Regions from separate parts of the Homo sapiens genome. Here region 1 is linked to region 2. The links are chromatin contacts, found by Hi-C or POLR2A ChIA-PET in ENCODE. All regions are on one chromosome and are shown on one strand. The core of a region is the stretch at or near the end of the contact, and the rest is flanking DNA. Distances in the headings are between cores, read along the strand shown.

The links. Hi-C counts contacts between places; a loop is a spot of excess contacts on that map. ChIA-PET counts read pairs that join two places held with the same protein, here RNA polymerase II (POLR2A). Pooled maps may share reads with other maps.
Region 1: a pooled map shows a loop between it and region 2 (26-fold over the local background). The contact joins two enhancer-like sites. A Hi-C loop is called at or near these places in 1 of 37 single-sample maps with no recorded cell type and 2 of 50 pooled maps. POLR2A ChIA-PET finds 5 or more read pairs at or near these places in 1 of 52 experiments (PC-9).

The regions. Positions count from the first base shown.
Region 1 is chr5:38,447,247-38,454,093 of GRCh38, forward strand. It overlaps EGFLAM (EGF like, fibronectin type III and laminin G domains), which reads left to right. Exons shown (of 22, transcript NM_152403.4): 18 at 1,055-1,133; 19 at 4,069-4,212. All of the region lies in intron 1 of EGFLAM-AS5 (EGFLAM antisense RNA 5), which reads right to left. Among named protein-coding and RNA genes, the nearest start is that of EGFLAM-AS5, 18 kb to the right of the region's middle. Within about 2 kb of position 3,530, at least 2 of the 41 ENCODE cell types and tissues checked have a DNase peak (open chromatin) inside an H3K27ac peak, as active enhancers do.
Region 2 is chr5:33,846,456-33,853,461 of GRCh38, forward strand. All of the region lies in intron 2 of ADAMTS12 (ADAM metallopeptidase with thrombospondin type 1 motif 12), which reads right to left. Among named protein-coding and RNA genes, the nearest start is that of ADAMTS12, 42 kb to the right of the region's middle. RefSeq lists an enhancer at 3,447-3,948. Within about 2 kb of position 3,741, at least 4 of the 41 ENCODE cell types and tissues checked have a DNase peak (open chromatin) inside an H3K27ac peak, as active enhancers do.

The DNA.
Region 1 (6,847 bases), core at 2,280-4,779, 4.6 Mb after region 2:
AATGCATTTCTAAAATATTGGAAAGTTGAGAGGGGGCCAGAAGCCAGAATTAAGAAGAGCTGGTCAGTTTCAAGGCCTAGTGCTCTCTTAACTACGTGATCTCAGGCAAATCCTCCATGCTTTCTACTCCTCACTTTCTTCTTCCATAAAATGAGAATAACCAACCCTTCCCTTCCCCCATACTACCTGCTACTTCATGAGATTGTAGTGAAGATCTTGTGAAATAGACCAGGCACAGTGGCTCATGCCTGTAATTCCCAGCACTTTAGGAGGCCGAGGCGGGTGGATCACCTAAGGTCAGGAGTTCGAGACCAGCCTGGCCAATGTGGTGAAACCCCATCTCTACTAAAAATACAAAAATTAGCCAGGCTTGGTGGCAGGTGCCTGTAATCCCAGCTACTTGAGAGGCTGATGCAGGAGGATTGCTTGAACTCAGGAGGTGGAAGTTGCAGTGAGCCAAGATCGCGCCATTTCACTCCAGCATGGGCAACCAGAGCGAAACTTTGTTTCAAAAAAAAAAAAAAAAAAAGATCTTGTGAAATACACTGGAAAGTGATCAGAAATGCGGGAGTCCAAGCCTCATTCATAGTGCTTTAGAGTCTCTCGAAGTCCTAGCTTAAAAGGTTCTGCAGCAAATTAGCTTTCAAGAATCCTAGTGGGCCTTATTTAGGGATTTGTTTTCTCTGCCTCCCTAGGAGAACATCTGGGGTTATCCCCAGCTGCTCCCCACATGGCCCAAGAGCTGCTCTTTGGCTTCCAAGAATAATTGGGAACAGTTCAAGTTTCAGCACATTGTGAGGCCTTCTCAGCAGCGCTGAGGCCAGAGGCAGGGACAATACTTCCCCAGGAGGGAAAAATGGGGGAGAAGCCAACCCCAGGCCATGGGGTTGGGCAACTGTGAACCTGGCCAAATATGCGTGCAGCCGAAGGGAAGGGGCTGATGAATTGTTAAACATCCTATTTCCAGGAGCTGGGTGTTTTCCTGCCATGTGTGTGAGTGCAGGGGTCAAGAGAACCACATACTATGTAACCTCCTTTTTCTGTTCTGTCCCAGCGATCATAGAAGCCATTGAGATCCCGCAGTTTATCGGCCGCAGTTACCTGACGTATGACAACCCAGATATCTTGAAGAGGTAATAAGCTTCAACAGGCACCTTCCTCAGCTTTCTGGGGGTAAATTTCTCTATATCTTTCTCAGGGCTTTTTCTTATATTTCATGCCAGAAGATAATTCTCAAAGAAGACCATTCAGCCATGGCCTCAGGGGAAAAACACACACAACAAGAAATAAACATAGAAACTAGAGCAAAATAAAACAAAAAACAAACTAAACTTGAGAAATTGACCTTTCAGATAACCCTGTTACAAAAGATCCAGTATCTTTCTGGTCAAAGGGCCTGGAGAGAGAGACACGACTGGTCCCAGAGTTTCCAGTATTCAGGCTTCGAGAAACAGTGAGAATGTGATGTTCCTGAAGCCTGAGTGATGACTATGATTCTGTGAGCAGGGCAGTTCCGTGCTGTGCCGTGGCCAGAGTGTGCAGCTCTGACCTGGGCCAGCAGCAGAAGGACAGACAGATCCAAGCCCATTCCCTGCTGAGTCCATACCTACCCTGCGTCTTCATCAGCAAAGGTCTCTTGTCCTCTTCAGGCTCTGGCCAGTTCAGTGAGAGGCTTCTCAGCTCTCTTCATGTGGATACAGGGAAATGCCCAAGTCACAGCCATGGCATCTCACCCCTGGTGGCAGAAGTCCCAGCCCTGGCCTGGAGTCCTCGCTCTTGGTTTGGAATAGCCTTTGACATGGCAAAATCCTCAACTCGGTCAAGCTTGTCTTTGGCACTTTCAGTTTGCCCCTTATCTCTTTCTTTCCCTTCCCCAGTTCTTTGTGGTTTCTAGTGTGCTATTCCCCTTTCTGCTCCCCACACAATCATTCTGGGATTTTCCTTCCTCTTCAGATTGACTGCATCTTAACACACAAGGGCAAATCTTTAAGCGAAAGGCATCCAGTTCTTAGGGTGGAGTTTGGTGGCTTTTCAGGGAACAAAATGTGGTTGGGAGGAATTCTCCTAGGGCATTGGATGTCCCTGGTAACGCCCAACACACACCAGGCAGACACTGCTTCACTTCTCTAATCCCAGGTTGTATTAATCTACGTTGTCTTGGCATGGGGACTTAGGTAAAATGGATTCCCAGCCAAGAGAGACCGTCCTCCTTCTTCAGCCCTTTCTCTCCAAAGATGGAAGGTCATTCAGTCCCTAGAAAGCAGTGACAGCGTGAAAGGGGCCCAAGCCTTCAGTCTCTGGGGGTTAGTGAGAGACCACTAGGTGGTTTGGGGGAGTAGAGGGGCTTGATGAGAGCAGGAGACATGAGGCCCAAAACCACAGCTACCTCAAGGGCCATAGTGTGTGTGTATGTGTGTGTGCGCATGCATGTGTGTGTGTGTGTGTGTATGTATATGAAAGTATAAATGCATGTGTGTGAGGCTGCAGGTAAAAGTCAAGTTCAGGGTCTATTTCAGTCAGATATCTTTGGTGCCAAGTAACAGAAAGTTCAGCTTAAAATGCCTTACCCATGAGGGATATTTACTATTTCATATCACAAGGAGTCCAGACTTACACTGGATCTTGGGTTGATTAATTAAGAGAAGCAGCTGTACCCTCAAATATTCCAATCTCATCCCTATTTCTTGCTTGCTGTCCTCAGCGTCTTCTCCAGAGGCCACTCCCCAGCTGCCCATAAGCTGCACATAAGATGACTCTGACTACATCCAGTGGAAGTCCAAAAGACTTTTTTTCTCATATGACTCTTTTTAAAAGAGAAGGAATTCTTCCCAGAATTGTATCTCATTGGACAAAAGGGATATGATTGTGTCTCTTCTGTGCTGCCACATGCCTGCCCCTAAACCAATCACTGGCAAGAGAAATGAGAACCTCTTGATTGGCTTGTAACCAATCAATATACCCAAGGCAAATGGGAGAGGGAAGGAACCTGAGCGAAAATCTGGGCAAAGCAGGTCTCTAGGGAATGGGTCAGTGCTAGATTGTGCTGAACCTGGCCTGGGGGGCCTCGCTCTTCCCTCACTGTTCTGAGGCCCTGCATGGGAAATGCAAACTTGGTCTCTTCCTGACGAGCTCAGGCTCTGGGAAGCCTAGATAATAGTTCCCTCCACTGTTCACGATTGAGGACACTGCAGACACAGACCCAGGTGTGTGAGACAGACAGAGGGATGGCTCAAGTGACTAGAGAATGGACAAAGAAACTTTTCCAATGACATTATGCTAGTAGCAATGTTAAATTATGTTTCCTCCTATCTCACCCTTGATTCAAGGACCTCAGCCTTCCTCTTTTCTCTGTGCAAGATGAAACACTGATCACACTAATAAGAATGAATTTCTGAACTAGTCTATTCCCAAGCATTGCTAAGAGCATGTCAGCCTGTGAACCTATTCCCAGCCGTGGCTATAGAGCATGGAGCTGGCCTAGCCTGAGCACCCCTCCTTTCCTCGAAGCTTCCTGTTCTTCTCCACCCTGGCTCTGCCTCAACACCACTCCAGACCATTCACTATCAGGCCTTGTTCCTTTGTCTGAGACGCCATCGCTTGGGTATTTTCCCTGTCTAGACCTTGTCCCCAAGGACAGTCACCGGCCAGAGCTGGCCATCCACAGCCGTGGTCCTAGCCCAGAGTGGCTGCCAATTTGAACCTCTTGGTAATTAGGAAACACACTTTCTGTTGGGGAATGGGGCCCCTGAGTAGTAAAACAGGAAAGAGAAAAGAATGAGGTGTGTATGGGGGTGCAGCCTAAGCTGTGACATTGGCCATAGTCTTGCTAATCTGTCACTCAGCAAATGCTCTCTGGTGGGGTTCACAGTGCTTGGGGAGAGAGACTGCTGCTGAGTGAGCAGTCCAGACCTTTAGACCCGTGGTGCGACTCGTGGTAATGAAGTAAGTGTCAGAAAGTGCCAGACTATCCTTACATCTGGTTCCTCAGGGCTGGCAGACAAAACTGGAATTACTCGGAAACAGATGTTGGTGGTTGATTTGGTGGACTTATTTGTGTATTTCCTCCAGGGTGTCAGGATCAAGATCAAATGTGTTCATGAGGTTTAAAACAACTGCCAAGGATGGCCTTTTGCTGTGGAGGGGAGACAGCCCCATGAGACCCAACAGCGACTTCATTTCCTTGGGCCTTCGGGATGGAGCCCTCGTGTTCAGGTAACCCCCTCTCCATCTGCCTTCAGCAGCACCTTGCGATTTTCTCAGACATTGCAGATCATGCCAGAGTGATTCAGAAGGGAGCCAGAACACAGTCTGCTGGAATTGGCTGAAGCCTGAAGCTTCAAGGCTTATTGGAAGCTCCTGGTCTTTCTTTCCAACATTCATCTTATAGAGCAGCAGTCAGCAAACTATGGCCTGCAGGCCAAATCTGACCCACCACTCTTTTTTGTAAATAAAGTCTTGCTGGGGCCGGGCACAGTGGCTCACGCCTGTAATCCTAGCACTTCGGGAGGCCGAGGTGGGCAGATCATTTAAGATCAGGAGTTTGAGACCAGCCTGAGCAACATGGAGAAACCCCATCTCTACTAAAAAATACAAAAATTAGCCGGGTGTGGTGGCAGGCACCTGTAATCCCAGCTACTAGGGAGGCTGAGGCAGGAAAATGGCTTGAACCCATGAGGCAGATGTTGCAGTGAGCTGAGATCGCGCTACTGCACTCCAGCCTGGGTGACAGAGCAAGACTCCATCTCAAAAAAAAAAAAAAAAAAAAGAGTACAGCAGTATTCCAACAGGACTTTTTTTTTTTTTTTTTGAGACAGGGTCTTGCTGTTGTCGCCCAGGCCAGAGTGCAGTGGCGCAATCTCGGCTCACTGCAACCTCTGCCTTCTGGGTTCAAGTGATTCTCTTACCTCTGCCTCCCTAGTAGCTGGGATTATAGCACGTGCCACCATGTCTGGCTTTTTGTATTTTTTGTACAGACGGGGTTTCACCATGTTGGCCAGGCTGGTCTCAAACCCTGACCTCAGGTGATCCACCCGCTTCGGCCTCCCAAAGTGCTGGGATTACAGGCATGAATCACTGTGCCTGGCTTGTACTCTCTCATTTATATATTGCCTGTGGCCATGTTCATGCTACAATGGCACACTTGAGTAGCTTCAATAGGAACTGCATGGCAGAGCCTTAGGAATTGACCGTCTAGCCCTGTGAGGAACAATTCTGTGCCCTTGTTCTAGTGTGTTACTGCTGCATGTTCCCTACTCATAAATTAGGAAGGGGCAGAAAGAAGACTTGGATACTGCCAAGCACAAAGGCCAAGCATAGAAGTGAGTACTCAGCCTAAGACTCAGCAGCTCAGGGAGGTCTAAAACCCTAAGCTCCAGGAGCCCTGACTTTAAATTCTGACTCTGCTCCCTGTTAGCTGTGTAGCTGTGGGAAGGAGAATCCCTGCTTTCAAGTCTCCTGCTGCCAGAGGAACAAAGCACAGATTCATGTCTCAATAGATCCACCCAACATGAGAGTTTTGTAAATACTTCTTGGGTGTTACCGATAACGCAGTGCCAGAAGTTCTTCCCTCTTTTAAGTGAATTTAGACTGTTTCCAAATTTGTCAAATGCATAGCTATGAAGTGGTTAAAGAATTACCTGAATGAGTTCTCCCCACTCTTCTTACCAGATTGGGTGAAAGCTGAGCTTCCAAGGGGCAGGGCCTGTCTCGTGTAATATCAAAACACTTCTCTAGAGATTGTCATGGCACATCCTCACATGAGGTTAGACATCGCTCATCTAGACAGTGGCTTTCCAAGTGTGGTCCCCAGACCAGCAGCCCCAGCATCACCTGGGAACTTGTTAGAAATCCACGTTCTCAGGCCCCAACCTGATCTACTGAACCAGAAACACTCTAGGGGTGGGGTCCAGCAATCCGTGTGGTAACCGCTTCCCCAGACGATTCTGATACCCTCAAAGCTTTGAGTTCCATGGGGGAACTCATTTCTTGGACTTCTACTTCTTAATTCACCCTCTGATGACTAGCTCAAGTGTTTGCTAAATGATATGAAAGTAATTGAATTGAAATAGACAAAGCAGGGATCACTAAACAGTGGAGAAGCTGAAGACTTAATTCTGGGGCTTCTGTTGGTCCTGTGCTAAGATTACTGACAGCCCAAGTAGGATAACAGAAATCTTTCTGTTTGAATAAAAGGCATTTTGAGAGGAAATGTCACTTGTCCAATGTTATGCTATTCCCTAAATAGCAGAGCATGCTAAGTGACTCCATCTTATGATTGTTGGGGACTTTGGAGACTCATATGTAGTTGAGGCTGGATGCTGGCAGGTGAGAGGCAGCTTCTCACCATCTCTGCCTTCCTGTCCTCCGTAGCCTCCCACCCATTGCTAGCCCAGAGGTTGAACACGGAGCTCTTCACACCCTATTTCAGGCTGGCTGCCTTGAAGCCATTTTCTTATGGTTTTCCTGTGGTTAACCTCATCAAGGCCTCAAGTACTTGATTGTGCCCAGAAAAGAGAACCGAAACAGAAGCTCAGCTGTGGGTGGGATGGTCCAACTTCCCCCTAAACTGCCAGCTGAATCTATTCACCACCCATTCTACTCCAGTAGGGAAACAGCTCCCACCAGCTCCCATGCCCAGCCCTGGAGAGCCCCCTCCCCTCTCCCACCTGCTTAGGATCCTTCAAAGAGCTCTGCTTTATCCTGAACATACTTCTTGTTACCATTTCTTTCTCAGGATTCTGAAAATTGGCCCTCTGTTTTTCTTCCAATCCTGGAGTTCTGATTGTGATCTGTGTAAGACACACTGCTGAACCCAGGCCGAGGTCGACTTCTGTGCCTGCTCTGGTCC
Region 2 (7,006 bases), core at 2,491-4,990:
TCTAAAGTTCCTTTTTACTCATTTTTCTAGGTCAAGCTCAAATGCTCATCTTCTAGGAAGACGGCCTTGATTGCTGCTCCAGAGCTCATGTTTTCCTCCATCTTCTGAGAAGAGCAATGATAAGCAACACAAGACTCAACAGTTCAGGAGTGTATCATGTGAAGGCTTCAAAGGCAAAGTTAGAGATCTTGATGGGGGTGGGGGTAGCTACATCTTATATTTCTTTGTGTCCTCAATAGTAGTAAACACCTTGCAGAACACACAATGGGTACCTAACGAATACTTGTTAATAAATTCCTGAAACTTTGTTCTGATTAAGGAAATGTTTGTCCCCGGAGGTTTGAAGGCTTTTCAGCACAACTATGAAGCAATGAGTCCTAAAAAGATAAAATAAAATTGCACACCAATTAGCTCATTTGATGATCAAAGACCATATTCTTGGGCTTCCCCAAGATGTAGCAATATTGCTTCTTTCTTCTGATGTACTAGATTAACAACTGGAGCTTCTCTTGCCCACCAATACCTCCTTTCTGTCTTCTCTCCCACTTTGCTACTTATCCAGGCAAGACACCAGCTGCCTCTGATCAAGTTCCAGAAAGGGAAAACAAACAACTTCGTGGGGGTCTGTCCTACAGTAGAACTCCCAAGTTGGCCTGTGAGAAGAACTGAGAGTGAAGCCCTAATCCAGCACAAAGGCCCTGAGAGAAGGAAAATGTTAAAGGTGCTATGTTACAGATGTGTAGATCTATCTCAGAGATATGTGGATCTTCACGTATCCACAAGCATTTCTACCCATGTCCAGACTCAAGGGTAGCACCTTCATGCAAGCCTGGCCAGACCACATGTTCACTGCCCACAGGACACTAATAAAAAACAGGAAGTTTCGGCCAGGCACTGTGGCTCACGCCTGTAATCCCAGCACTTTGGGAGGCCTAGGCTGGTGGATCACCTGAGGTCGGGAGTTGGAGACCAGCCTGACCAACATGGAGAAACCCCGTCTCTACTAAAAACACAAAAATTAGCCGGGCAAGGTGGCACATGCCTATAATCCCAGCTACTCGGGAGGCTGAGGCAGGAGAATCACCTGAACCCGGGAGATGGAGATTGTGGTGAGCCGAGATCGCGCCATTGCACTCCAGCCTGGGCAACAAGAGCAAAACTCCATCTCAAAAAAAAAAAGAAAGAAAGAAAGAAAAGGAAGTTTCAAGGACTGGATCAAACCCAGAATGATTATACCCAAATGATCAAGTATAGGATTACTTAACTGCCAAGGAAGATAAAAGTAGCAGTAAGTTAGGCAAAGAGGGCCTTGGAGAGGCTCAGGTGAAGCTGTTACCAGAAAACAGGCCACCTTTAATGGGTGGGCACAGCACCTGTAAGGTGAATGAGGTAGAAGACTGTATTCACCAAAGATCTGTCACAGGAAGAAATTGTGTTTCCAAGGATATCCTCTCCCTTCCATAAAGAGTGAAACAATGGCCAGGTGCAGTGGCTTACACCTGTAATCCCAGCACTTAGGGAGGCCAAGGTGGTCAGATCACTTGAGGTCAAGAGTTTGAGACCAGCCTGGCCCATATGGTGAAACCCCATCTCTACTAAAAATACAAAAAAAGGAGCAGGGCATTGTGGCAGGTGCCTGTAATCCCAACCACTCAGGAGGCTGAGGCAGGAGAGTCGCTTGAATCCAGGAGGCGGAGGTTGCAATGAGCCAAGATCGCACCACTGCACTCCAGCCTGGGTAACAGAGTAAGACTCTGTTTAAAAAAAAAAAAAAGTGAAGCAAGGAAATGCCTGAGTACCTGGAGTTGCCCAGACCACCACCAGCCACCTTGGAGTGTCTCAGCTCAGCCAGAATCCAGAACCTGAAGTGCCAGTTGTCACCCAACAGGAAGTCAACATGAGGGCAGAGGATAGACAAACAAGCGACATAGTGAGGTGAAAGATGGAGGGATTTCAGAAGCTTCTGTGAATGTGAATGTGAAATGTTGAAGACAAGAACAAGATCTATACAAGATTTTAAGAAAACTGTCTGTAGGATGTTTCCTATGATACACATGTCTACATCATGAGAAATGTTTCTCTCCAATCCTGAGAAGTCAAATTTGTGTTTCCCTCATTGGTATTAGTTGCAAAACTGGACTTCAGAGAGTCCTATCTTTTATACAGGTTACTTGAGGTTGTTGGAATTGTTGAGATGTATTCTGAATCAGTTGCCCCAATGACAACTTGCCTAGGGAAAATGCAAGCAGGCTTCTATTCTTAGCAGAAGTATTTTGAGTGTCTATCACCTAGGGTGATTGCAAGTATTAGCACTGAAAAAGAGAAGTGGGAGGGCAGGCCTTGGAGAAGCAGAAGAGAAAATATGAATCTAGAACGTAGATTATTAGCTTACAAACCTGGCTGCACCAGAATCACCTAAGTAGCTTTAATGTGTATATATTATACACACACATGATATATATATATCGTGGTGTTTTCATCTAAGCTGTTGAGAAGAGACATCTATATATATGTATTGCATAGCAATATATATATATGTATTGCATAGCAATATATATATATGTATTGCATAGCAATATATATATATGTATTGCATAGCAATATATATATATGTATTGCATAGCAATATATATATGTATTGCATAGCAATATATATATGTATTGCATAGCAATATATATATATGTATTGCATAGCAATATATATATGTATTGCATAGCAATATATATATGTATTGCATAGCAATATATATATATGTATTGCATAGCAATATATATATATGTATTGCATAGCAATATATATATATGTATTGCATAGCAATATATATATGTATTGCATAGCAATATATATATATGTATTGCATAGCTATATATATATGTATTGAATAGCAATATATATATGTATTGAATAGCAATATATATATGTATTGCACAGCAATATATATATATGTATTGCACAGCAATATATATATGTATTGAATAGCAATATATATATGTATTGCACAGCAATATATATATATGTATTGCACAGCAATATATATATATGTATTGCATAGCAATATATATATATGTATTGCATAGCAATATATACATATATGTACTGCATAGCAATACACATGTGTATTGCATAGCAATACACATATGTATTGCATAGCAATATATATGTATTGCATAGCAATATATATGTATTGCATAGCAATATATAGTATCTATATATGTATTGCACAGCAATATATGGTATCTATATATGTATTGCATAGCAATATATAGTATCTATATATGTATTGCATAGCAATATATAGTATCTATATATGTATTGCATAGCAATATATAGTATCTATATATGTATTGCATAGCAATATATACATTGTATCAATATATATGTATTGCATAGCAATATACATTGTATCAATATATATATGTATTGCATAGCATATTATATATGTATTACCTACATATAGATAGCATGTGTATATAATATATACACACACTATACTAGTAGCAGAGGCAGGTGGGAGATGTATTTTATAGTGTAAATCCTTTTTATCTTTTAAGTTTTGTAGCATGTGAACTTATTACCTGCTAAACGTATTATAAAACGAAGGGGGAAAAGCCTAGATTCCTCTCACGGAGATTTTCACTCTCAATAGATGATCTGTTCTTACCATATCGTCTGTACGGAGCAGATCTCACCACCAGACTGTGACCCACCCTTACCACGAGCGTCTAATGGTCCGTCACCTGCACATCGGTTAAGCAGGTGAAAGGGGACTTCCTGACCCAGGATGTGGCATGGTCTCACATGCCTCTGGGTTTCAGACACAATGACTCAGCAGAAAGTTTCACTAAAAGAGAGGATTAATCAGACCTCAGGGGAAGCTGGCCACGGCGACCTCTGGGAGGCCTTCTTGTTCCCTTTCACAAGAGAGTTCTTGGTGTGGCACTATGCTAAGTGCTACACACCCATCCTCCCAACCAAAACAGGTGCTGTCAGCCCCTTTTACAATCTCAGAGCTAACATGCCCAAAGTTACAGAGCTAATGACTGAAATCTGCCTACCTGGAAAGCCCAACAGGCTCTCGACACCATAGGCCTCTCTCATTGCAGCAGCCTTTTCCTCACAGGAACAGTCTGATACCAGCATCATGCTGCCACCATCCATGTCCACAGCACAGAAAATGTTACAGTGTAAATATCTACTCTGGATGACCTGGGCTAGGATATTATTTCTCACCTTCATATTTTTTGACTGTTTAGTTTTTCAGATTCAAAGGTCAAAGAGAGAGTTTTTTCCCATCCTGCTGGTCCCTGGGCTGCAAGGATCCAGTTCACCCAAAGTAATAGATCTAAAGAGGCGAAGTCTTGTCTAAGGTCACCCACCAATAAAACAAACAACTATATACCTAATTTTGCACGTATCACCCCATGAGGTGATATGCTTTGGTCAGAGTTCCTGAGTTCTATAAGATCTTAGGAATTAGCCTTCATTTCCCAGAAAAAGAAGCTGGAATCTTGAGTGTTAAGAAACTTCTCTTAGAGCTTCTGGCTAGATGGGAGCATTCAGGCATAAACTTCAGGTCTCCCAACTCCAAGTCCAGTGCTTGCGCATGACAGAGTACTCTTCTGAAGTCTTAAGCCTAAATCACAGTGGACTAAGCTAGCAATAAAAATAAAAGGAGGCCAGACACAGTGGCTCATGCCTGTAATCCCAGCACTTTGGGAGGCCGAGGCAGGCAGATCACGAGGTCAGGAGATCGAGATCATTCTGGCTAACGTGGTGAAACCCCATCTCTACTAAAAATACAAAAAATTAACCAGGCATGGTGGTGGGCACCTGTAGTCCCAGCTACTCGGGAGGCTGAGGCAGGAGAATGGCATGGACCCAGGATGCAGAGCTTGCAGTGAGCCGAGATCACGCCACTGCACTCCAGCCTGGGTGACACAGCGAGACTCCATCTCAAAAAAATAAAATAAAATAAAAGGAAAGAGGAGTCTATTTGTCAAATTTGAATCTCTTTATTGAAACAGTTGAATTAACTAATTGAATTAAAAGGATTTACTAGTAAAAGAGAGAATCCTTTCCAGAGGAGGGATGTAAAGCACTCACCGATACATCTCAAATCCTCCTCTGGTCATTGCCAAAGCAACTGTTATCACAACCTTCCAGATAGAAAAGAGTATCTGCTCAGAAGGGATACTGGATTGCTGCCCAGTCCCCCACAATATCCAACCTCCAAGATCAGATGTGCCCTCTGCTGCAATGCAATTTCAAATAAATGAAGAAAAAAGATGCAGAGATGCTTTTATGTCTTTTTCAGTAAGCCTAGCTGATTTCATTCATTTATTCTGCACCATACGTTCAGGTAAAACCCCTTTCTGCAGACTTATTCTGCATTAGCTACTCCCAGTATGGGCATACACATGCTCATGTGCACACACGCATGTGCAAGCACACACACACACACCATAGCCTGCTTATCAATCAACTCTAATTTGTCCGGAAGCTCTGCCATGAGTGGCACATTCCCCATATTCTTTCCTTATCAAGCTCTGTAGAGGTTGGAAAAGATAAGAGACCACTGACTATTCCTAAGCCTTATATTATCTAACAGTTTAACCTCCTGTGTTTCTTCTGCAAATGTGCTAACAACAACAACAACAACAAAACCAAATTGTAAAAACAACTAAAACAAAGACCAAGGAAGAGAAAGAAAAGCCAAAGAAAATTCCCAGAAAGCTCAGTTTGGTAAACAGAAAAAAAAAGTCCTTAGAGATCGGCTGAGAATACTGAAGGACCAGAAAGAGAAAGAATCAGTGGTAAACTTTTAAAAAGTTTTTAAAAAGGTTTTCTAGAAGAAAGAAAGGCTGCTTGGAAGAAAGATAGTAGTATCTGATGACCCACTAAGAGACTGAAAGTTGTGCATTTTAAAATTAAGTGACTCATTTCTTACGGCCAAAGCAGAAATCAAACGGGAAAAAACAGTCTAGAGAAAAATCTGCCATAAACAGGGTACAGAGGGTGAGTGGATGGAGAATGGGTAAAGGGAGGAATCAGTGACACCAAATGCGGCCGTTTAGTATGAAATTTCATAATCTGATAAATCTGTTTCTGAAAATAGTTTATTGTCCTCCCAGCCAATTTAATTGCAGAACTATGAAGGAATGTCTACATGGAAATGTGCAGTCTGCAAGTTAGAGAAACGGTCTGGTAGGAAGCACTAGTGTATGAAATTCACTCTATTAAAGTAAATGTCTGAAATCTCTCAAGGAGGGAAATAAGCAAATCCAGCAACATACACCATTGGGAAAAAAGCTAAGAAGGTCATTTGTATGTGTTTGTTGAAAGGAAGATTTTCAGTATTTGATTATTTGAAAGGGCTTAAAAGCAAATAACAGGTATCATCAATAAAAAGGCAAACAGACAGGATGGCTGCAGTTTATGGAGACACACAAAAAAAACACATGCATACCTTCTCTAAATCCCCATTCATTTAGTCAGGGGTCTAGAACTTAACAGAGGCAAGGTGGCCACAGCCCCTCAGGAGCAGGGGCCATGCCTCCTGCCCCTACCCCTGCCGTCCCCAGGGTGCACTGCTGTCAGCAGCCCTGTCTGCATGGGTACTGTCCTCCCGGAACCGAGCAGGGAGCCTAATTCTTGTTTTGCCACTGCCCTGTTACACATAGATTTTAATCACCACCTTGGAAAACTCCACACTAACAATCTCTTAAGAGAATATTTATAACATCAAGGTCTCTTCATTCTTGACCTAAACTTAGAATCAACAAGGTCCATCCCCTTGAGATAGGAATAAAACCATCAACAATGCTAGCTGTCATTGTCTGTCCCAGCCCTTCTGTGGCCCAGAAAGCCTGTCTCTTCTCAACAGCTTAGATGAAAACACCAAAACAAGAGATTATTGCTTGGCACACTCATCAAGCAGACAAGAATTAAAGAGCATGAGAAGAACCAGCAGCTTTTCTGGTAAGAGCTATCCATGCCAAAGACACA